Regions from separate parts of the Homo sapiens genome. Here region 2 is linked to region 1. The links are chromatin loops, found by intact Hi-C in ENCODE. Cell type or tissue: PC-9. All regions are shown on one strand. Links, peaks and the distances in the headings refer to the core of each region. The heading gives the core; the rest is flanking DNA. Region 1 overlaps ATP2B4 (ATPase plasma membrane Ca2+ transporting 4). Region 2 overlaps PRELP (proline and arginine rich end leucine rich repeat protein).

Region 1 (11,240 bases), core at 2,226-10,225:
GGTCTCACAATATTGCTCAGGCTGGTCTCGAACTCCTGGGCTCAAGCGATCTTACCATTTTGGCTTCCCAAAGTGCTGGGATTACAGAAGTGAGCCACTATGCCTAGCCTGTTGTTTTTCAAGGGTAGGCAGAGAGGGGTCAGTGGTAACCGTGATCCTTGTGCCATCCAGGGCTTAGGGATTTTGTAGTTTGCTCTAGTGGTAGTGCTGGTGTCTCGCCTTGTGTGGGTCTTATTCTAATACACTATGCTTGTTTCTAGAAAGTGAGTAATTTACTTCTGATAAGCCCAATTCTACTTTGGGTTACTTTCTACTTTCCCTCCTTAGAGACATTGCTTTTACATGCTAATTGGGAGGGTATTTCCTGGCCATAGATTCTTACAGGCCCTTACCTCCAACCCTCCATTGACTCCCAGGGATTTTTCTGTAGTCTCACCCAAACATGTTCACTCCAGCGTGAGAAATGGGATGTGGGATGGCAATTTAGGCAGTGTAAACAATAAGGGGGTTCATTTCAGAGAAAATGGATGTTCCCTTCCAACCACCCACTCTAAGTGTCTACGCAAAGGAAATGCTTACCAGAATCTTGGAGGTATAAGCACTGTTGATAGAAATGCCATTGACAATGAGGTCCAGGACTTTGGGCAGGAAGACATCAGGGCTTGGGATTTGACGGTAATGGATGCCCCCAATATAAGCTTGTACCACAGTCATGCGGTTCATGGTCAACGTGCCTGTCTTATCAGAGCAGATGGCGGTGGCGTTGCCCATGGTCTCACAAGCATCCAAGTGCCGTACTAGGTTATTGTCTTTCATCATTTTCTACAAAGGAGAAGAGAAAAGACTTGAGAGGGGGACTAACTGGACTCTCCTAAATCTAGGTCAAAGGCCATTTCCTAGCCAACATCTCTCCACATTTCATCTTCCAGTCCCACACAAAAATCCAAGATACTGACTGGGTGCAGTGATTCATGCCTGTAATTTCAGTACTTCGGGAGGCTGAGACGGGCAGATCACCTGAGGTCAGAAGTTCAAGACCAGCCTGGCCAACATGGTGAAACCCTGTCTCTGTAAAAGATACAAAAAGTAACTGGGCATGGTGGTGCACACCTGTAATCCCAGCTACTTGGGAGGCTGAGGCACGAGAATCACTTGAACCCGGGAGGCGGAGGTTGCATCATTGCATTCCAGCCTGGGTGACAGAATGAGACTCTGTCTTAAAAAAAAAAAAAAATCCAAGATACCATTTTTGTCATTCTCTTAAGATTCTGCTGGGTCATTTCAACATTGATGCATCTGACAGAGATGGTCCTTCCATAATACCAGGGACTTCTGCTCTTGTGAGGCACCAGCCAAAGTTTATAGATGATAGAATGGCTTATCTTTTCACTAAAGGTTACATGGTACCCTTCTCTCCCATCTCTATCCTAAAGGAAGAGATAGGATTGTTCTAGTCTCACCTTCACAGAGTAGGCCAGTGAGATGGTGACAGCCAGAGGCAGCCCCTCTGGCACAGCCACCACCAGTACAGTGATGCCGATGATGAAGAACTTGACAAAGTACTGGATGTAGATGGGAGTACACTCAGGGAGCCATGGTCTGCGATTTATCACAAAGTTGTCAATCACAAAGTATAGAATCAGGATGAAAACCGTGAGAGCAGACATGAGCAGACCTGTCCAGAGAAACAAGTCATATGAACCCAGGCTGGAGGGCAGTCCTAGGGCCCTAGCCAGAGATAGATTGGCATCAGTTGTAGCCTTTGTTGCCAATTATTAAAACCACCATCGCCAGGAAGACTTACTAAAATCCCCCCCATTCTCTGTTGCTTGTACATTATAGCATAGGGAACAGACAGTGGTTTCGTATTTCAAAGACACAGGTTCTATTCTCAGCACTGCACTAACTTGACTTGTGGCTTTGGACAAGTCATTGACCCTCTCTGGGCCTGTTTCCTAGATCAAATTCCTCATTCATAAATCAGGGGGTTGATCTGTTTCCTGAAACAGCTTTCTATGATCCTATTCCACGCCCACCCTCTCCCTGCGATTCATAATGTCATGACTGTACTTGTCCATTTCATAGTAGTTTATCAATTTTGACTTCTCCTCTACTAACCTCTGAATGTTGGACAATTCACACCTTGTTTACAACAATGCCTCTATGGTGCTAGTGTATCACCTGCATGACTAACTCTTAGAACAGTGCTTCCCAAGATTTCTCTTGTCACGGCACACATAGAAGATGCCAATAATAGTAAATACTTATGTGGGCACCTGCTGTGGGCCAGGCAAGCACTTCACAACCCTGTGAAATAGGTCATTATTATTACCGCCTTTTTAAAGATGAGGAAATGAAAGTACTGGGAAGTCTTTGGTATGGCCCATTGGTAGAGTAACCAAACCATCCTGAGACTACTGAACAGTTTCCAGGGATGTGGGGCTTTGCTAAAATTGAGAAAATCCCAAGCAAACTGGGATGGTTGGTTACCCTACACATTACAGTACGTGAAAGAATCTGCTCAAGGTCAAAACCGACTGGCTTAGGGGTTCTGATTGCCATGGGTGCTGCCTGGATGCTTTGAGGGCTGATGGAATCAATATCTGGGGACAACTGTCCCTAACTGTGGCACAATATTTGGGAAAAGCTCTGCTTTAAATCATTATCTGGTTTTGGTTTTTGCTTTTCCCAAGGGCCTGATGATTCGGGGGCCTCCAAGCAAGGCTAGAGATGATGATATCAATGAAAGCAAATTCTTCCGTTCTTTGCTTGATTAGGGCCAGGACTCAGGTGGAGAAGCAAGCCACTGAGAGTGCAAAATTTAAGGAACTCACTCTCCAGGTGGTGGAAAGCATCTGACTTGCCTCACCCTATTCCTGGACTGGCCTAATATATAAAATAAAGCAACAGAGGAGACTAGTGGCCAGCCATCAGGTAGCTTGTACTCTGTAAGAAGAACAAGGCAGGGGACAGGTACAGTGGCTCACGCCTATAATCCCAGCACTTTGGGAGGCTGAGGCCGGCAGATCACTTGAGGCCATGGGATTCCTTGAGTCCAGGGGCAGATCACTTGAGGATAGGAGTTTGAGACTAGCCTGCCCAAAATGGCAAAAATCTGTCTTTACTAAAAATTAGCCAGGCATGGTGATGCACATCTGTAATCCCAGCTACTCGGGAGACTCACTTGAACCCCGGAGGTGGAGGTTGCAGTGAGCCAAGATTGCATCACTGCACTCCAGCTTGGGTGACAGAGTGAGACTTTGTCTCAAAAACAAACAAACAACAACAACAACAAGGCAAGGATTAGGAGAATAGTACAAGGGTTAGGTGGGGTAGATTTAATGTTTCAAACCTGTGTGTTTGATTCTGCACCTGCAATTCATCTCATCCATGTATAGTTTATATGCAAGAGATTTCACAGTAGTTAAAATTAGCTGGGTACCAGAATGGACATGAAGAGGTTAGGCCAACTCAGTCCAATAGATCTTTCTGTGACGCTTAAGAAGTTCTCTATTTATGCTGTCCAATATGACAGCCACTACTAGCACATGTGGCTCGTGACCAACTAAAATTTACCCCAGCAACTGGATTTTTAACTTTATTTACTTTTAATTAATTTAAATTGCAGCAGCCACATGTGGTGAGTGGCTGCTATGGTGGGCAGCATAGATCCCTGCCATCCAATGTGTGCAAACTGAATCAGCGGTGCTGGCATCCTGTGGGGGCTTATTAGGAATGCAGAATCTCGGGCTCCACACCAGACCCCCTGAACTGAATCTACACTTTAACAAGAACCCGAGGTAAGTTGTATACAGCTGTATAAAGTGCAGAGATGTGCTGATTATGATTGTGGTAAACAGAAAGGTGGAATCAGAGAATAAACAGTGGTAAAAAACTACTCTCTGGCAGGGTGCGGTGGCTTATGCCTGTATCCTAGCACTTTGAGAGGCCGAGGTGGGCGGATCACTTGAGACCAGGAGTTCGAGACCAGCCTGGCCAACATGGTGAAACCCCATCTCTACTAAAAATACAAGAATTAGATGGGCTTGGTGGTGTGCACCTGTAGTCCCTGCTACTTGGGTGGCTGAGGCAGGAAAGTCGCTTGAACCCAGGAGGTAGAGTCTGCAGTGAGCTGAGATGGTGCCACTGCACTCCATCCTGGGCAACAGAGGAAGACGCCATCTCAAAAAAAAAAAAAAAAAAAAAAAAAAAAAAAGACTGTTCCTTGAGAGATATGTCCACTAAAGTAGCAATCTTCTATTTCTTCTTCCCACTCCCCTTTCTCCCCCTCCATTGAAAGAAGGTGGTGAGACAGGAAAATGTAGAGGCAAGTGATGGAGAAGCCACTTCCTCATATGCAGAGTGCATTATTTAGTTACCTCTCTTCTGGAGAGAGCCTCTGTAACCACAGCCTTCCTTCTTCCTCCAGTCCTTACTTGGTATTTATTGCTCTGTGCTTAGCCAGATCCTACTCCTATGCTAGAGAATTGCCTGTAGCAAGCTGCAGCCTTCTCTATCTTTAAGGAATTTACAACCCAAAGCAAGAGACAGGTAAGCAGTTATTAAAGTCTTCCTTCTTGCTAATGTAAATCTCCCCTGCTGTAATATATGCTCTTTGTTTCTCATTCATTTGGATTAAGAGATCTCAGGGCCATTAACCCTTACACACAGGAAAACATTTCTCTCTGAAAAAGCCTAGGGAGCGACCAAACAGTGGCGGAGATAGGGAAACAGCCGCCTAGCCCCAACTAGCCACCCTGAAGTTTCAGCTTCTTTCTGCCAGTCTCGGTCGGTGCAGAAAGAAGGGGATAAAAGTGATGAGGATCCAAGACAACATTGATAAACCACAACGAGGCTCTACCCTACTCACCGGCTTTCCCAATCTGAACAGCCAGGCGAGTCAGCTTGCCCTGCAGCACTGACTTCTCCTTTTTAGGCACCTTGACTGCCTTCTTGTCCTTTTCCTCATTGTCGATTCCCTCCTGGCTGTTGAGTGGCTGGATTTCCAGGGCCACTCCGTCTTGGGTCTTTGCTGGAGTGTACACACAAATAGGACAGGTGAGCAGGCAAGGTGGTAGCACTGAGTGGCAGGCAGGTGGAAACCAGAAAACCTTCCTGTCTCTTTCCCGGAATATACCTTGGACCCTGACATCAGTTCCGACCACTTCCAACCCATGCTAGACATGGAACTTGCCTTCAACACTCTATTAGGGCCTTTGGAATAATATTCTAATGAGTTTAGATGAAACTGGGGTGCTTTTAGGGTATGGATTTCTTCTTCAGTGGCAGCTTCCTGGTACTACCTCAGAGTCCCAAGCTAGGTTTATTCCAGCAAGGGGATTAATCATGTCACTAAGCACTATTAAAACAACCATCCTTCCTGGAACTCAGTGCTTAAAATAGTGAATCTTTACTGCAGAAAGGGGCTGAAGGAGAGGGTTGGCAGATGTTTCTGGAGCACAAGATTGCTCTGTTAAATGGTTTATCTCTCTCTCTCTCTCTCTCTCTCTCTCTCTCTCGATTGTCAGGGAAGAAACACATACCCCCAGACCCAGGGTATTTTCCAGCCCCTTCTAGCAGTTGAGGATAGGAAAAGAAAATTCCCTTTCTTCCCTGCCTGACAAAGGTAGAGAGATACAGAGTGGGACCTGGGGTTAAGTCTTTTGGGGAAGAGGGAAGAAGCTGGTGTGAGGGACCTCCTGGAATAAGAGAAAGCAGGGATAAAGAGAGACATATAAATCCATTTTGCTTTTAAAAGAAGAGTTAAAGACCTAAAATTAAAGAATTATTTCTGTTTAGCTCTGGTTTTCCAATGTGATGACTTTATTTCTAAAGACTGCTGTGATGTGGGTTACAAAGTAAAAACAAATCTCTAGGAGCGTCACAAGACAGTAGTTCTTGCTGGCTCCCAGCACCACTCCACTTTCACTGCTATAGGGCTCAGCCCCTTGCTTAGGATACCCTTCCTGAGTAGTCCCTGCTGTCAGACTCACAAACAAGAAGACGGAGACAGAATGTGAACACAGTCACCAAAAGAGACACACACATCAGATCAGGAGGAAGAAAACAGACTGTGGCAAGAACAAAGAAGGGAGGTGGGGAGAGAGATACAGAGAAAGGGCTCTCTCCAAGCACCCCTGAGAAGACCAGCAGAGAAGGGATCCAGACCAGAAGAGGACACTTATGAGGAAGCTAGCAAGAGGACGGTGCAGGGACTACCCACCCCACCTCCCTCCACCATGAGGACCCTGAAGTCTTCCAACCCAGAAACTGATGACTGTTGGTGTTTAAATCAGGCTGAGGTCAATGAAGCAGAGTTCAGCTCCCTAGGAAGAGCAGATCAATCCTACACACTCCCCAAGACAAACCTTGACATGACATTCTGTGAGCCAACAGCAGAGGGTGCTGTTGTCCCATCTTAGATTGGGATCAGGACCTTGAGACCACCCCAAAAATCTCTGCACCTTCCTCAGGATGAGGCATCTGAGCCACAGCAGCAGATAACAGATTTATGGAGAGGAAAAGGGAGAAGGAAGATGGCCTGGAAAGGTCTGGTTTGAGTGTGGGCAGGTAGAGATGGTAAATGAGTAGTTGGAGAGGTTACCTTTGTTGCGATTTTCAGGGACTCCTTGTTTTTTACCTGTTTGAACAAGAAAGAAAAAAGTGGGGTCGAAACCCAAAGTAACTATTAAGAGATCCAATTTGTTGGTCCTGCTCAGAGCCCAGAAGGACAACAGCAAAGTGTTTGGGTTGCAGGGAAGGGACATAAATGTAAAGGAAGCTCACATCTCTGTTTTCATTCATTCTTGCTAGAGGCTGTCATGAATCCTCGGGATATCCACCAAAACGCTCATGTAGGTGAGTGCATACTCATACCTGAGGTGCTTTCTCTTGCTCCTGGCCTGAGTCACATTGCTTGGAAAAATGGGGTGGGGATTAGGAAGTGAGAGGTTTGAACCGTTTCTGCCTGATGGCAAAGACTTTGAAAGGTGTCTCCGTGTTACTTCAACAGCACCAGGCAAGCTTCCCCCTTATTCATCTGCAGGCAGCTGCAGAAATGAATTATTTAGTTCCTGAGAGAATGTGTTTTGTTTCCTTTTCATAAACTGTCCTCCACTAAACAGCTCAAGATGATTCTCCAGCCAAGTGGTAGAAACCTTCTCTCCCCTAAGGGAAGAAGGAATGCTTAGGGAAACGTGTAGACTTGGTTTTAGTATCTTCTCCTCTTTCTCCCTCTTATTCTTTCCTTCAGGAATAACTGAGTGGCAAAGACTGAACTAACTGTTCCTACTCTTCTAGCTGTGTGTCTCTTCCATTGAGAGCCTACAGTTTCGGCAGAAATCTATTTTACTCTTCTGGCCAATTTTCTCTTAGTCTTGATGGTTCGTTTAACCCCCCATCTTTGAGGAAGAAAGTTGGGGAAGGAGGGGGAGTACACGGAAGGCATTTGGGGCTACCAGCACCTAGCCAGTTTATTTAGGGCAGGCTTTATAACTCATCCCTTTACAAGCTACCATTAGACATAAAAATCAAGGCTCAAATTCAACCTGATTTGGGAGCCTAGAGCCAGGATCTGGTTTTCATCAGAGCTCCCTGGAGCCAAGGATTTACATCTTTATCTCAGCAAGGAGTTTGGATATCTGCTTTCTTCATGGCAGCAGATTCTTCCAACCATGCTTTCTATCCAGATCTGCTCCCTCGCTTCCTTGTTTGTCCATGGGGATGAGAGGAAAGAGAATCTCATTCCAGATGCCCCTTACCTTTCTTCTTTTTCTCCCCTTCGTCATCCTCATTGACCCCCAAGAGAGTAAGGATGATTCCAGTCTGAGAGTTGACACCAACAGCTGTCACCACCATCCGGCCAGAACCTTCCATGACATGGGTCCCTACACGGGAAAGGAGAAGATGGGAAGGAATGGGTTTTTTAATACCTAGACATGATTTGGTATGAAACACAAACTTAGAAGAAAAAATACTCCTCCCTACCCCATGGATAATGATGTGCTTAGCACAGTAGGAAAAGGTCAAGAGCTGGGCGCATTTAAAACAGACCAGACAAATTGGGAGTAAGGAGGAAAATGTGTCTAACCGCTTTAGGGTAAGCCCTCCCTCCTGCCCCCGCCACCCCTGCAACCAGCAAAGCCCCTTCAAGGCCCTTATAACACTTGTTTCATGGAAAACTTCATTTAGGCTGCCTGATATCCTTGTATTCCACCCACCAAAATGCTGTTGCCCCAGCTGAACCCCAGGGAAGGAGATGGGACAGAGTCAGAGGAGAGAACAGGGTCTGGATCCTGTGGCCTAGGTGTTTGCAGGGAGGTAAATGGGAACTTGGGCAGCCAGGGCCTATACCTGAGAGCAACATGGGGTCTTTGTCCAGGGACTTCTTGACATGGTCAGATTCCCCTGTCAGAGAGCTCTCATCAATCTTCAGATCATTCCCTTGGATCAGGATTCCATCTGCAGGCAGCAGATCACCTAGAGCACAAAGGGGAAGGAGGGACAGTGAAGGAGATAGTAAGAGACTGGCTGAGGGTAGGGTCCTCCAACTCCTTCAACCCTATCTCATGGCTGTTCCCATGGGCCCTATCTAGACAGCAATGGCCGAGAGTACATGGAGACTCTTTACAAGTCTTCAGCTCTGTACAATCTGGGAGAAGGTTGCTTTCCAGGCATTATAAATTCAAACTCTTATTCATCCCCAACACCTTTCCATGGCCTGAATGTTATACACTTTTAACCCTAAGACACACAGGGTACAAGTCTGACAATCTTGCGACAGAGTTTCAGCTACTCCTTTCTGAAATGGCTTCCCACAACCTCTTTAAACTCTAACCTAGAAGTGAATACAATTTTGGATCTTATCTTTTTGGGTTTTCAGCAATTCCCAGCCCCCTCATGCCAAAGGACCTATCCCTTAAATGGGGGTGGTGGTGGGGTAAGCAAAAGAAACACGGAGCTCTCACCGTATTTGACTTGGGCAATATCACCAACCACAATCTCAGCCACAGGGAGCTGGATGAGTTGACCGTTTCGGATGATGGAGAACTTTTGCTCCTGTTCAATGCGGCACTGCAGCCCCCGGAATTGCTTCTCTTTGCTCCAATCATTAAAGGCAGTCACTAACACCACGATGATCACTGAGAAAAGGATGGCTGCCCCCTCAATCCAGCCAGCTTGTGCCTCATTTTCATCTTCTGGGGTAGTTGCGACTTGACCACACACTATCCCAGGAAGGGAGAGAAATAGTCACTGAAGGGCTTTTGTTGACATTAAGAAATAGGAGTAGTGCTTCCACAATCACCCCAAGATAGAAAGTCAGGAAAAGTGAATAATAGCAAATACAACTGTTGGCTGGAAGAGGATATCAGAGGATAGCAGGATTGAGTATTGTCTTATCACTAGTGTAACTATTTATGTTAATCCAAAAGAGGCAAATGACTAAATAGTACAAACTATCAAATTTAGGGAAGTCACATGTAAGGTCACACTTATGGTTCCCAACATGGTCAGGCTTTCACTACTGTTTCCCATCATGCCAGACAATTGGTGGCAGGGGGCACTTTGAGATGTAGGGTTTTGTTGGTTGGATAAGGGTAGAGAATTCCTGGCTGGGGGTGTTGGTTCACACCTGCAATCCCAGCACTCTGGGAGGCCAAGGCAGGCAGATCGCTTGACCCCAGGGGTTTGAGACCAACCTGGGCAACATAGTGAGACCTTGTCTCTATGTTGTAAAAATTATTAAATAGGCCAGGCAAGTGGGTCACGCCTGTAATCCCAGCACTTTAGGAGGCCAAGGCGGGTGGATCACCTGAGGTCAGGAGTTTGATACCAGTCTGGCCAACATGGTAAGGCCCTGTCTCTACTAAAAATACAAAAATTAGCCAGGCGTGATGGCACACGCCTGTAATCCCAGCTACTCAGGAGGCCGAGGCACGAGAATTGCTTGAACCCAGGAGGTTGCAGTGAGCCCAGATTAAGCTGCTGCACCCAGCCTGGGTGACAGAGCAAGATTCCATTAAAATAATAATAATAATAATAATTAATAAATAAATAAAATGTCTTAAAAGGGTAGAGGATTCCTGACATTCCGAAAAAGGATTTAATAGAAGACAGAGGGTGAGGGTGGGGTGGGGAGGAACCCTTGGAATAAGGATGAGTTGGAAGAATAGCTTAGTAGCTACTGCTTGGTTTCCTTTGGAAAGCCCACTCTGGATAATGGGGGAAATGTTTTAAGCTATAACCTGTCAGCCACCAATACTAAGCGCTTGGTGGTGGTGGTGGAAAGAACCCAGATAAGAGTCACGCTGAGCTGTTTAGGACACTCACGTTCATTTTCTTCACCAGCAGGGCGATAAAAGGACAGGACCAGGGAGATGATGGCTGCAATCTCCAGGATGATAAGCGTGACATCTTGAAGAGCTTCCCACACTAATTCTAAGAAAGTCTTGGGCTTTTTGGGGGGGATCACGTTGTGTCCAAACACCTGCCTACGTTTCTCCAGATCTGCAGGGTTCCCAGACAGACCTGAAAAGGAGATAGGAGTGGATGAATGAATGTAGGAAAAAAGGAAAATGATAAAAGGCAGTTTTGAAGTGGCAGTGAGCCATGATCATGTCATTACACTCTAGCCTGGGCAACAGAGAGAGACGCTGTCTCAAAAATAAATAAAATAAAGAGGCCAGGCATGGTATCTCACGTCTGTAATCCTAGCACTTTGGGAGGCCAAGGTGGGTGAATTGCTTATGTTTAGGAGTTCGAGACCAGCCTGGGCAACATGGTGAAACCTTGTCTCCACAAAAAAGACAAAAATTAGCCAGGCATGATGTGGTGCACCTGTAGTCACAGCTACTCAGGAAGCCGAAGTGGGAAGATTGTTTTGACCTCAGGAGTTTGAGGCTGCAGTGAGCAGCAGTGATCACGTCATTGCACTCCAGCCTGGGCAACAAAATGAGACCTTGTCTCTAAAATAAAATAAATAAAAAAGACCCTTTCCTTCCTGATTTGCTCAAGTATGAGATCCAGTTAGAGACAACCATCCTAATCTGCCCAGGACTTAGAGAGGGTGGAACTTTCAGTCTAAAAATGGGCAAAATGAAACTAGTCAGCCATGGGACCACTCACTTATCTTAGTAACAAGTATAAGCTGGATAAATTCTTAACCAGACATAAAATCTTATCTGCTACTGATTGAGTATGCCCCAGGCTCCAGCTCTGAGAACATTAAATATTAAAGTGGT
Region 2 (11,240 bases), core at 1,339-9,338, 210 kb after region 1:
ATCCTCCTGTGTACTTCAAATCATCTCTAGATTACCTATAACACCAAACACAATGCTTACACCTCACTCCATTCACATGGATTCCACATAGTACTGGCACACAGCAAATTCAAGTTTTCCTTTTTGGAACGTTGTGAATTTTTTTTTTTTCTGAATATTTTCAATCTGTGGTTGGTTGAATCCACGGATGTGGAACCCACAGATACAGAGGGCCAACGGCATTCATCTGGAAACACTCCCCTTTCCTTGGTGCCTCGAGCAGGCTGCCGAGCAAGTCCTTGCTGAAGGCAGAGGTGGGGTGGCTAAGGAGTCTTCCCCAGCTTCTGCCAGCCTGTGCCCTGGCGCCCACCCAGGTTTCTCAGTGACTCTCCTTGTTCCCTACTCCTTTCCACCAACCAGATACTGAATTCCAGCTGTGAGGCCCCCTAAAGATCTAGTCCAAGTCCTTGTGGTATAGATGAGGAGAGTGAGGCCCAAAGAGGTGACGTGACTTGCCCTAGGTCACACAGAGCCAGGGCCAATGCCTAGATTTTTTGACTCCCTGGTCAGAGAGTTTTCTTTAGTTCATATGACCCTCCCCATTTCCACCTTCTTCCCCAGGAGTCCTGAATCCGTGTGTTTCCAGGCCCTCAGAGCAGATGGCTTGGCAGAACTCATCTCTGCCCTGGCACACCAGGTGAAGAGGCAGATCTAATAGCCTGGCCCTCGAGGGCAGCATTTGGCTTGCTGTGTTCCTGGGCTCCAGCTGGTGCAAGAGGGGGCTTCCCTCAGCCCAAGAGCCTGGTCACCAGAGAAGAGCATGTTCTTGTACCCCTGGCAGCCCCCCACCTGGGAAAAGACACCATCAGAGGCTCTGCTGGGTGGAGGGAAAGATAGCCCTGGATCCTGGAGGGCATCCAGTAGGCAGATGGCACATTTGGCGGGCTGTATGCCTCCATCTTCTCTCCACAGCCTGGGCTTTGCAGCCAGAGGCCCTCCACCCCCACAGCCAGCCTAGGCAATCTCCCCGCTCCCACCCCACACATTTATTCCTGGGAGAAATGCAAATGCGAGTGTTCATTCACTCTCCCTGCCGCCTGCTCCCACTCTCCCTCCCTGCTTTCCCAGAGACATACGCTCCTGCCATCCCTGCTTGGTTGCCACACCCCCACCATCGTTCCTCCCCAATGCATACACACCTGCTCCCCCCACTCCCTGCAGGAGCCACATCCAGACTCAGGCTCGCATCCTAGACCCTCTCCCAACTTCTCCTCTTGCTTTCCCAAGCTCACAGGTCACACACTCTTGTTCTCATGAATATTAGGGGCTGTCCATGGATGTGTACATGTGACCTGGTGGGGGAAACGGCTAACCCCGCAGACTGCTGTTCCAGGCAGCCCAGCTCCCCAAGAGCCTGGCAAAGGAAGCAGGAGGCGGGGGAGGCGTCCTAATCCTAATCTCTCATTAGGAGAGGCAAAAGGCGTGTTGATGAATCGGAGGCGGCAGGTGGTATGGACAGAAGTTTGACCAGCCAACCCTGTTGTTGCCCTTTTCATGGATAGGGAGAGAGAGGCGGGGAAGTTCAGGAACCCTCCTGTGTTTTGGATGACAGGGGTATATCCCCTGCTGAGGGCTTGTAGCCACATAACTCCACTCCATGACCGGAACATGACCCTCTCCTCTTTTTCAGACACACAAGCCCCACAGGGTAGACTCCACACCTTCCTACCTTTGTACTCATGCTGTTTCCTGTCCAGGTGGCGTCTTTTTTTCTTTCATCCACCTGGCAAAATCTGATTTATCCCTTAAGAGCCAGCTCACATGGTAGGAGTCTTTCTGGTTTTCCTCAGGTAGAGGTAAAAGCCCTTTCCTTTATACTGTTCATACACAGTAGTTTCACTCGTGTCTGTGTGAAGCGACCACCAAACAGGCTTTGTGTGAGCAACAAGGCTGTTTATTTCACCTGGGTGCAGGCGGGCTGAGTCCGAAAAGAGTCAGCGAAGGGAGATAGGGATGGGGCCATTTTATAAGATGTGGGTAGGTAATGGAAAATTACAGTCAAAGGGGGTTGTTCTCTGGTGGCCAGGGGTGGGGGTTGCAAGGTGTTCAGTGGGGGAGCTTTTGAGCCAGGATGAGCCAGGAGAAGGAATTTCACAAGGTAATGTCATCAGTTAAGGCAGGGACCAGCCATTTTCACTTCTTTTGTGGTGGAATATCATCAGTTAAGGTAGGAACCAGCCGTCTGGATGTGCACATGCAGGTCACAGGGGATATGATGGCTTAGCTTGGGCTCAGAGGCCTGACACACAGCATTATTACAAACACTTAGGACACAGAGGTATCCATTCATGGATTTCTTTCCCTTTACCAAGGTATGAGTTCCTCAAGGATGTGCTGCTATGTATATTATCCATCCTTGAATGCGTAGCTGGGGACCTGGCATGTGACCGATATCCACTGAACATCCGTGAAGTGAACCGAAGTCGATGTTTAGTAGCCAGGTAGGAGCAGCGAGGGCGTCACCTGGCAGTTCTCATTCTAAAGAAGATGGTGTAGCCTGGGAGGGTCATGAATCCCACTTTTGCAACCAACCTTCCCTCAGAAGAGAGAGTCTGGGACACCCTGTTCTAACCCTTCGGTGGACTTCCGCATGGCATGTAGACCATTCCAGATGACTTGGTCTATGCTCTCTGTCCTTGAGATGGCTCTTTTACTGTTTTGTATGCACACTACATCTCCCCAGTTAGTCTGTAAGCTTTACTTGGGCAGGAAAGACGACCGTTTTGTGTCTTTCTGTGTCTGCCTCAGTACAGAGCTCCTGGGAGACCTTCGACAATTTAGTACATGTAGCTTGAAAGAACCCGAGGCTTTGGGTTTCAAAGGCAGCTGTCAGATTTCTGGTCCGACTTTAGGAATATATATATTTTTTTGTCTGTGGGTGGGCAGTCTCGTGGAACTGAGGATTAATTTTTCATGAGGGTTGTGAGTTTGCGAGAAATTCTTCAAGAAATGGCTTTGGGGCTGGGCATGGTGACTCACGTGTGTAATCCCAGCACTCTGGGGAGGCCAAGGTGGGAGGATCACTTGAGGCCAGGAGTTCCAGACCAGCCTGGGCAACATAATGAGACCCTGCCTCTATTTAAAAATAATAAGAAAAGAGGAAAGAAAAGGCTTTTGGATAGCTTTCGTAGGAATTTCTTAAGAGTATAATCTTTTCCCCACTCATCTTGTTAGAGCAATTAAGAGGCTTTGGGGCTGGGCATGGTGGCTCAATGGTAGGGGGTGGGTGGCAAGATGACTTTATTTTTATTTTTATTTTTATTTTTTTTAAATGAAGTCTCGTTTTGTCTCCTAGGCTGGAGTGCAGTGGTGCGATCTCGGCTCACTGCAACTTCTGCCTCCAGGGTTCAAGCAATTCTCCTGCCTCAGCCTCCCAAGTAGCTGGGACTACAGGCATGTACCACCGCACCCAGCCAATTTTTGTATTTTGAGTAAACAAGGGGTTTCACTATGTTGGCCAGGCTGGTCTTGAACTCCTGACCTCAGGTGATCTGCCCGCTTTGGCCTCCCAGAGTGCTGGGATTACAGGCGTGATCCACCACGCCTGGCTGGCAAGATGACTTTGAAGTGTTATTCTTGACCTGTTCACACCGTTGAGTTCACGCAGGGTGTTTTTCATATTACTTTATTTCCTGTACTGTGAAGTGTGTTGAAATGTGGAAGTTATTTCACAAAGTTAACAGGGTCTTCAAGACAGAAGAGATATACGTGCAGAGTACACACATACACCTACGTACACACCTGTATATGTCGATGACGACAGCATGGAGGGAATGAACTTGTGCATGGAGAAGGGGGCTTTTTTTAAACTTGAAAGAAACCAGCCCATTCTGTGTGTGTTTGGAGGAGGGGAGCCTGTAAAGCCTATTTACCTTGAATCCCCTCTGGCTTACAGCTGCAGAGAGCAAAGGAGAGCAGACATATTCTAGATTGGGCAGTGGGATGATGGTGATTGCGTTGCTGCTCAACGAGTCTGGGTTTGCAGGATCAAGGTAATGACCTCTCCCCTGAGGGCCTCATCAAAGGGGCTGAGGCTGCAAGCTGTGAATAAGATGCAGAAGGGGCTCTTATCCAGGCCGAAGCACCAGGTTGCTTTCGGCCATAATAACGTGTGGACTTTAAGCAGGAGCCTTGAAGAAACCAGCTGCAGCTAGAAAGAATGCGGCGATTGTAGTGGAGCACGGGGGAAGGAGGCTATGATGAAATGGGCCCTATTTTCCATAATTAGCAAAAAAGAAAGGTGAGAAGGAGCATAATGGGAATTTCTTGAAGTTAGGGACCCAGCTTAATCCAATTTCTTAAAAACCTCTGGAACTTTTTTCATCCTAACTTGGGGGTGGGCACTGTGTCTTACTCATTTCTAGAACATCCATCCTCTATGCCTCCCACCAATATACACACGCAGGGGGCTGAGAAGGGGCAGCATCCCTTGGAGGAAGTTAGGGGGAAAGGTGAAGTCGAGGCAGCCCTGTCTGGACCGGGTTCCACTTGGAGACCTGCCAAGCTGCTCACCTGGGCCAGGCAATGGAGGGTGGGGAAGCCTCTGGGGGAGGGACAGTCCATACAGAAAATAAATTACTGCAAGGGAAGGGGCAAATATTTAGGACTTGTCCTGCATTCGAGTATGATTTAAAGTGTGGAGCTGCAGACTCGGAACATGAGCGCCGGAGGGACCTCAGAGGAGCATCTTTTTTTTTTCTTTTTTGAGACGGAGTCTCACTCTGTCGCCCAAGCTGGAGTGCAGTGGCACAATCTCGCCTCACTGCAACCTCCGCCTCCCCGGCTCAAGCGATTCTCCCGCCTCAGCCTCCCAGTAGCTGGGATTATAGGCGCGCGCCACTATGCCTGGCTAATTTTTTTGTATTTTAGTAGAGACGGGGGTTTCACCATGTTGCCCAGGGTGGTTTCGAACTCCTGAGCTCAGGCAATAATCTGCCCGCCTCGGCCTCCCAAAGTGCTGGGATTACAGGCGTGAGCCACCGCGCCCGGCCGGGAGCATCTTATCCACCTCCTCGGTTTACAGATGAGGGAGCTGAGAAGGCACCTGGGAAGGGCCTACAACAAACGGGAGCCGACTATGTCCTCACCTGGGCTCACTCACGATGGGAATGAGCCCAGCCTGGGGACGTTTGTGCCCGCTAGACCCTAGAGGAGAGCGACACCATGCACACGGCCCATGGCTCTTCCGTGTTGGGACCCCACGGGCCTCCTCCACCGAGGAAAATCACCCCAGGAAGAGGGCCAGGCGCAAGACTGGGACCAGCTGTTACTCCCACCAGCCACTAGGTGGCACCGATGCGTCTGTCTCCGAGGAGGAGGCGCATTTTCAAACGTGGAGGGGCTTCTGGGAGACGTCCAGGTGCTCCGCCCCTTCCTCCCTGTTTCTCAGGAGCCGCCTCCCGAGGGTGGAAATGGCTGGGCCGCGCACACTGATGGAGAACAGATGGCGGGGGCGGGGCTGCCTCTTCCTTCCCCCGCCCCCACAAAAACACTGTGAACCCTCCTCCCTAAACCCGAGGTTGGGCAAGGGGGCCGCAGGACCCATCGACGTCACGCGGGCCCATCCCGGGCTTGAACCCTTCCCCTCTCCCATGGCTGCTTCCTAGTTCCTTGGGCCATTCTTCTCCTTGGCTGTTCCTCCTGAGGCCCAGCCAGGAGGGCGTGTGCTATGTTCACCCTGGAACAGAAGGGGGCGCCCTGCGCATCCCTGTGTCCTGCTGGCCAGATGCAGGCCCCTGCGGGAGCCCTGACCCTGCACCCTACCTCCGTCATTCCCTCGCTCCTCCTTCCCGATACCCGGGCCAGCAGGGCCAGGGCGATGTCTGGTGCCGGGGAACCAAGCGGCGGAGCAGCAGCTTTGCCAGAAGGGATCCTTGGCCCAGGAGAACTGGGTTTCTCGGCCTCTTTGAGCCAGAGCTGCCGAAGATGGAGGAGTCCCCAGGGGGACTTTCTGAACCTTACCTCCGGGCTGTTTGCTCGGCCAGGACCAAGATCAGATAGTCCACGGCCCAGATGTACCCAGGAGTGGCGGGTGGGGGAGGAGAGAGAAGGGGACACCAAGTCTTTAGACACATCTGTGTTTCTGGAGCAAAGGGAAACCACAGAAGGCCAGGAGTTTGGGTGTGCACTGGGTGTCTTTCAACTGGGTGGAACCAAACTGAGTCCTTGAAGTCTCGCTCCTGAGGCTGCAGAAGAATAGATGGCTTTTCCCTGCCTCGAGGGTGGGATAAGGGAGGCAAAGCTGGGAGAAAGAAAGGGAGAGAGAGAAAACGAATGGCCGGCACAGGTGCCTGGGCCCCAGCCTTCAAGTGCGGTCAGAGCAGATCCGGTGGCGGAGTAGGGCCTAGATGACCACGGACTGCAGGAGGCGGAAGCACATCATGAGGTCCAGCGGGATGGGCGGCTTCAAGTAGTTTCCATCCAGCCGCAGGTAGCGCAGGTGTGGCACGTTCTCCAGGTCCGAGGAGAAGTCATGGAACGCCACTAGGTCGTTGGGGCAAATCTGGGTTCCGTTGATTTCTACGGAAAAAGAAGACGAGAAATCAGAAGGGAGTGGAGGCTGGCGGCCAAGATGAGGAAGGGGAAGGGGGAAGACACCCGAGAGCAAGGACTGTAGACTTCTCTCTGAAACTGGCTAGCTTTGGGAATGTGTGATCATAGATGAGCTGCCTTGACCTCCAGGCTCAGTTTACTCATTTGTAAAATGAATTAAGTTGGAATTGATCAACAACTGTTATTGCAAGTTAACTCTAGAGAATTGGAAGTAAATTTTGAACTGGGCCTTCAAGAATAGGTAGAATTACAACAGGTGGAGACCTGGGGGATGGTGTTCTGATAGAGGAATCTGTTTGAATGAAGTTGTGGAGGCCAAAATTCTGCTTGTGGGCGAATCTGGGAATAGTAATAGTGCCCAATGTGATGTACTAAGGAGAGTAAGCTGGGAAGGTAGTTAGGCTTTCACTAAGAGGCTTTTGATCTCTGGTCTGAGGAATGGCAGTGAACAGGACTGTCTTTGTGAGAGCGATGTTATTAACAGGATACTTGAACCATGGTATCCTGGAGCGTTAAATCTGGAAGGGTCCTTAGAGATCCCTATGTTCAGGTTTATGCTGTACAAAGATAATCCGGCTACACTGTGGAGAAGCAATGGAGTAAGGTGAGATCTGAAGCCAGTAGGTGGATGTGAAAATTACTCTGCAGGTTTTCCTTTGAATTGGATGTGAGACATGAGGATGGGCAAAAGATGGTAACTGAAATAAGGATGACAGGAAGAGGAAAGAGGATCTGGGGAGAGCTCCGGAACCCCCGGGACATGATGAGCCTACTGATTCTGAAGGGTCCATGGCCTGAGATTCCATTTCCTCCATCACATCTTGTTGGATGCCTGTGGCACCAGGCATGCCAGCATTTAAATGAACTGTTTTATTCTCCCTAAGCCTTGCCTCACTTATCATTTATGGAGGAGCAGGAGGAGGAAGAGTAGGCATCATCTTCATTGTAATTGTCTTCCTCTTCCTTTTCCTCGTCTTTCTTCTTTGCCATTGGAGTAGCAGAAGGGCCCTGACACGGGGGTTTTCTCTTATGAGCTTGGGGCTGTGGCCTAGCCACCCTCATGCTGAGTTCTTCAATCTGTGAAATGGTAAGAGTGGTGCCTGCCCTGTAATCAGGGGAGAGAATGTTGGCAAAGGCATTTTGTAAGCTGTTTAAAGACAGTACCAGTGGCAGCATTATGGTCATTGTGAAGAACGTAATCACCCCACTGACCTAGGCCCCACTCAGCCCATTCTGTCGGGTAAAAGGCACAGGAGACAGGCTGGATGGGGTGGGCTCATGTGGGTGAGGTGTGAGTTCTCTGACTTCAACCTTAGAAGGTTGGGATATCCTCCAGCAACCTGTTCTTCCACAATCTGGTAGAGACCTATCAGCCATTTATTAATCAAGGTATCCCTTCTGTCTGTATTTTGGCCTCATAGCTTCCTGGGGGTAATGTGTTTTATTTTAGTGTGCTGTCTCCAGGGTAAAATTATACAGTCTTCCCCTTTTCCCATTTTTTTTTTGTAAGATTAAAAAAAAAATCCTCCCCTACTTCTTGAAATTATCCCAAATGAGTGAACGATCTATTCGCCCATTGTTGGTGTCGGTAGAGACACCAACAATCTCCATCTCATTCTTTGGTTTGGAACCTAAGGATCCCCAAATATCATTCTAGGGGTCCTTCTCTTTTCCCTCAATCCCTCTCTTCCCTTCTGCTGCTGCATCCCTTCTGTGAATGTAGGCTGATTTTGTTCAAGGACCAGAAAATATTATTTCACTTCTAAACCTTTCTGCTAATGCTCTGCTCCGAGCTGAAATTTTTGATTGAAGCAAAACTGCAACTTCCAGCCTCCTCTCCTGGGCTGCAATTGATACTCCAAGTCCAGAACCCTGTAAATGTCACTTAGGCAAACTCTTCCTTAAGTGCACCTAAACATCGCACCCTTCCAGATAGATTCAGAAAGCACCAGCATGCAGACCTTCTTTTCCTGACTGCCACATTTTTACCAGTTGCATACCCTGAATCAAAACCCAGGCTCAGGCTTGGGAAGAAGCATCTTCCCACAGGGGCAGGTTTCTGCAGAGGGCAGACCCAGGACATTTCAGGATAGGTATTTAAATGTCTCTGTTCTGTTTTTAGCAGAATGTCCAGGAGTATATTCCATGTCTACCCTACCTATAGATCCAGTTGCCAAGGAACTGGGGCTGAGGAAGAATGGAGGAAGAAAACCTATGACCCTCCAAGTATGGTATTCTGGGCACTTTCTCCATATTAAACTATTACATCCTCATATCACCTTTGTGATAGAAGATATTGTTACCATTCTCACTTTACAGATGAGGAAACTTCCCAGACTGGTCAAATATCTTTTCAAGGTCACCCAGATAGCAAGTGGCAAGGCCATGAATTGAAGTCCAGTGCCAAAGTGGATGCTTTTTATACCACCCCACCCTGAGTCTCCCTAGAGAGGGTGGAAGTGCTACACAAGCCAACCTCCTTGCCTTCGGCCCCGCCCCGGCCCACCCCACTCACTCTCGATGCTATTGTTGTTGAGGTACAGGTGTTCCAGCCTGTTGTTGATGGCGGGCACACTGCTGATCCTGTTGTGGGACAGGTGGAGCACAAGCAGGTTGGAGATATTAAAGGAGTTCTTGGGGAGTCCCCTGTCTGTCAGCTTGTTGTAGTTAAGCCGAATGAAGGCAAGATTGGGAAAGCTCTTGAAGTATCCGTTAGGGATGGTCTCAATCTTGTTACTGTCCAGGTAGAGCTGGTGAATGGCGGTGGGGACCCTGGGCGGCATCTTTCTCAGGATGTTGTGGGCCAGGTTGAGCTGCATGAGGTTCTTGAGGCCATGGAAGGTGTCGGGCTTGAAGACGCCGTCGCTCAGCCTGTTGTGCTGGAGATCCAGGAGCAGCAGGTTCTCCAGCTTGCTGAAGACACCAGGCGGGATTCTGGAGATGTGGTTCTGGCTCAGCCTCAGCTGCTCCAGGTTCCGGGGCAGGGCCGAGGGGACCTCTTCCAACTGGTTCTTCTCCATGTAGAGGAACACCAGGCCGGGCAGTTTCTCCAGCACCCTCTGGTCTATCTTGCGGATTCGGTTGTTGTCCAGGTTAATCCATCGCAGGCCTGTGGCATTCTGGAAGGACTCCACCGGGAGCTCAGTGATGAAGTTGTTCTGGAGATAGAGGTAATGGATGCGGGGCGGGATGACAGGGACCTTTCGCAGGTTGCGGCTATCACAGTAGAGGGCAGATGGGAAATCAGGGGGGCAGTAGCATTCGCGGGGACAGTCAGGGAAGATAGATGGAGGGCCTGGAGGGAGGGGAGGAGGCAGGTCTGTTGGCTCTGCTGGTTCATCAGGCTGAGGAAAGCTGGGTGTGGGCCTGGGCCTGGGCCTGGGTCTGCGCCCGGGCCCAGTCCCGGGTCTTGGTCGTCTTGTTGGCTGGCCTTGGGCCACTGAGGCCAAGATGAGAAGTGGGAGGAGCCAGCAGAGGGGTGACCTCATGATCCAGGTGATGCACCTGCAGGGAGAAGACACATAAGGTCATTATCCTTGGGCCCTCAGTAACTAGTTGTCATGTTTTTGAAGCCAGAGTTGGGCAGAACTAGAGCTCTAGGGAAGATGGGCAGAGCTCAGGGAGCTGTGGAAGCATCTCCTTGTTTGCCTGTACCCAGCAGGTAAGGGAATAACAAGGGCTTGAGGCTCTGGATTCCCTGGCCATTGGCTTAGCCACTCGATGTGTTGAGCCTGCTCTGAAGAGGGCGGGGGACATGCTGGTAGAAAGCACATTGGTGGCCAGGTGCGGTGGCTCACACCTGTAATCCAGCACTTTGGGAGGCCAAGGTGGGCAGATCATGAGGTCAGGAGATCGAGACCATCCTGGCTAACACGGTGAAACCCTGTCTCTACTAAAAATACAAAAAATTAGCCAGGCGTGGTGGCGGGTGCCTGTAATCCCAGCTACTTGGGAGGCTGAGGCAGGAGAATGGCGTGAACCCGGGAGGCGGAGTTTGCAGTGAGCCGAGATTGCACCACTGCACTCCAGCCTGGGTGACAGAGTGAGACTCCATCTCAAAAAAAAAAAAAAAAAAAAAAAAGGCACATTGGGGCTGGTGGGACAGTGGCATACAAGCCTGTAATCCCAGCACTTTGGGAGGCCAAGGCGGGTGGATCACTTCAGGTCAGGAGTTCGAGATCAGCCTGACCAACATGGAGAAACCCCATCTCTACTAAATACAAAAAATTAGCAGGGTGTGGTGTTGGACACCTGTAATCTCAGCTACTTGGGAGGCTGAGGCAGGAGAATCGCTTGAACCCAGGAGGAGGAGGTTGCAGTGAGCCGAGATTGCACCAATGCACTCCAGCCTGGGCAACAAGAGCAAAACTCTTTCTCAAAAAAAAAAAAAGAAAGAAAGAAAGCACACTGGACTCCGAGTCAGGAGTCCTGGGGCTTGTCAGAGAAGACCCTTAACCACTCTGGCCCTCAGTCCTCCCATTCACAGCATGAGAAAATCATCAGTGTCTTCATGAGAGGGATGTTAGGATGTATGAACCTTAGCGTCCTGGTTAAATCCAGAAAGGTCCTTAAAGATCCTATAACCTAGTGGTTTTCCAACTCTGCTTTCATTTCTGTGACATACCCCTGTGGGGAGGAGACTGAGGAGA

What was found. A loop is a pair of places that touch in the nucleus more often than their neighbours do. Peaks named below come from ENCODE experiments on the same cell type or tissue, not always from the same donor. Only the 100,000 strongest peaks of a DNase experiment are listed, where the experiment ranks them.
Region 2: it touches region 1 in a loop (5-fold over the local background); 3 of 110 quality-filtered maps call a loop at or near these places.

Annotation. Positions count from the first base shown.
Region 1 is chr1:203,697,444-203,708,683 of GRCh38, reverse strand. It overlaps ATP2B4 (ATPase plasma membrane Ca2+ transporting 4), which reads right to left. Exons shown (of 21, transcript NM_001684.5): 3 at 10,330-10,527; 4 at 8,967-9,224; 5 at 8,353-8,478; 6 at 7,761-7,886; 7 at 6,605-6,640; 8 at 4,871-5,032; 9 at 1,461-1,675; 10 at 580-822. Among named protein-coding and RNA genes, the nearest start is that of SNORA77, 27 kb to the left of the region's middle. In PC-9, for the core only: CTCF peaks have their summits at 6,236 and 6,436 (motif pointing right); no DNase peak of the experiment used is centred there.
Region 2 is chr1:203,482,024-203,493,263 of GRCh38, reverse strand. PRELP (proline and arginine rich end leucine rich repeat protein) reads right to left here. Exons shown (of 3, transcript NM_002725.4): 2 at 9,107-10,095; 3 at 1,912-6,558. The coding sequence starts at 10,079. The coding sequence ends at 6,383. Among named protein-coding and RNA genes, the nearest start is that of OPTC, 6.5 kb to the left of the region's middle. RefSeq lists an enhancer at 1,006-1,804. In PC-9, for the core only: CTCF peaks have their summits at 5,130, 5,331 (motif pointing right) and 5,710 (motif pointing right); a DNase peak (open chromatin) is centred at 5,343; H3K4me3 peaks cover 913 bases.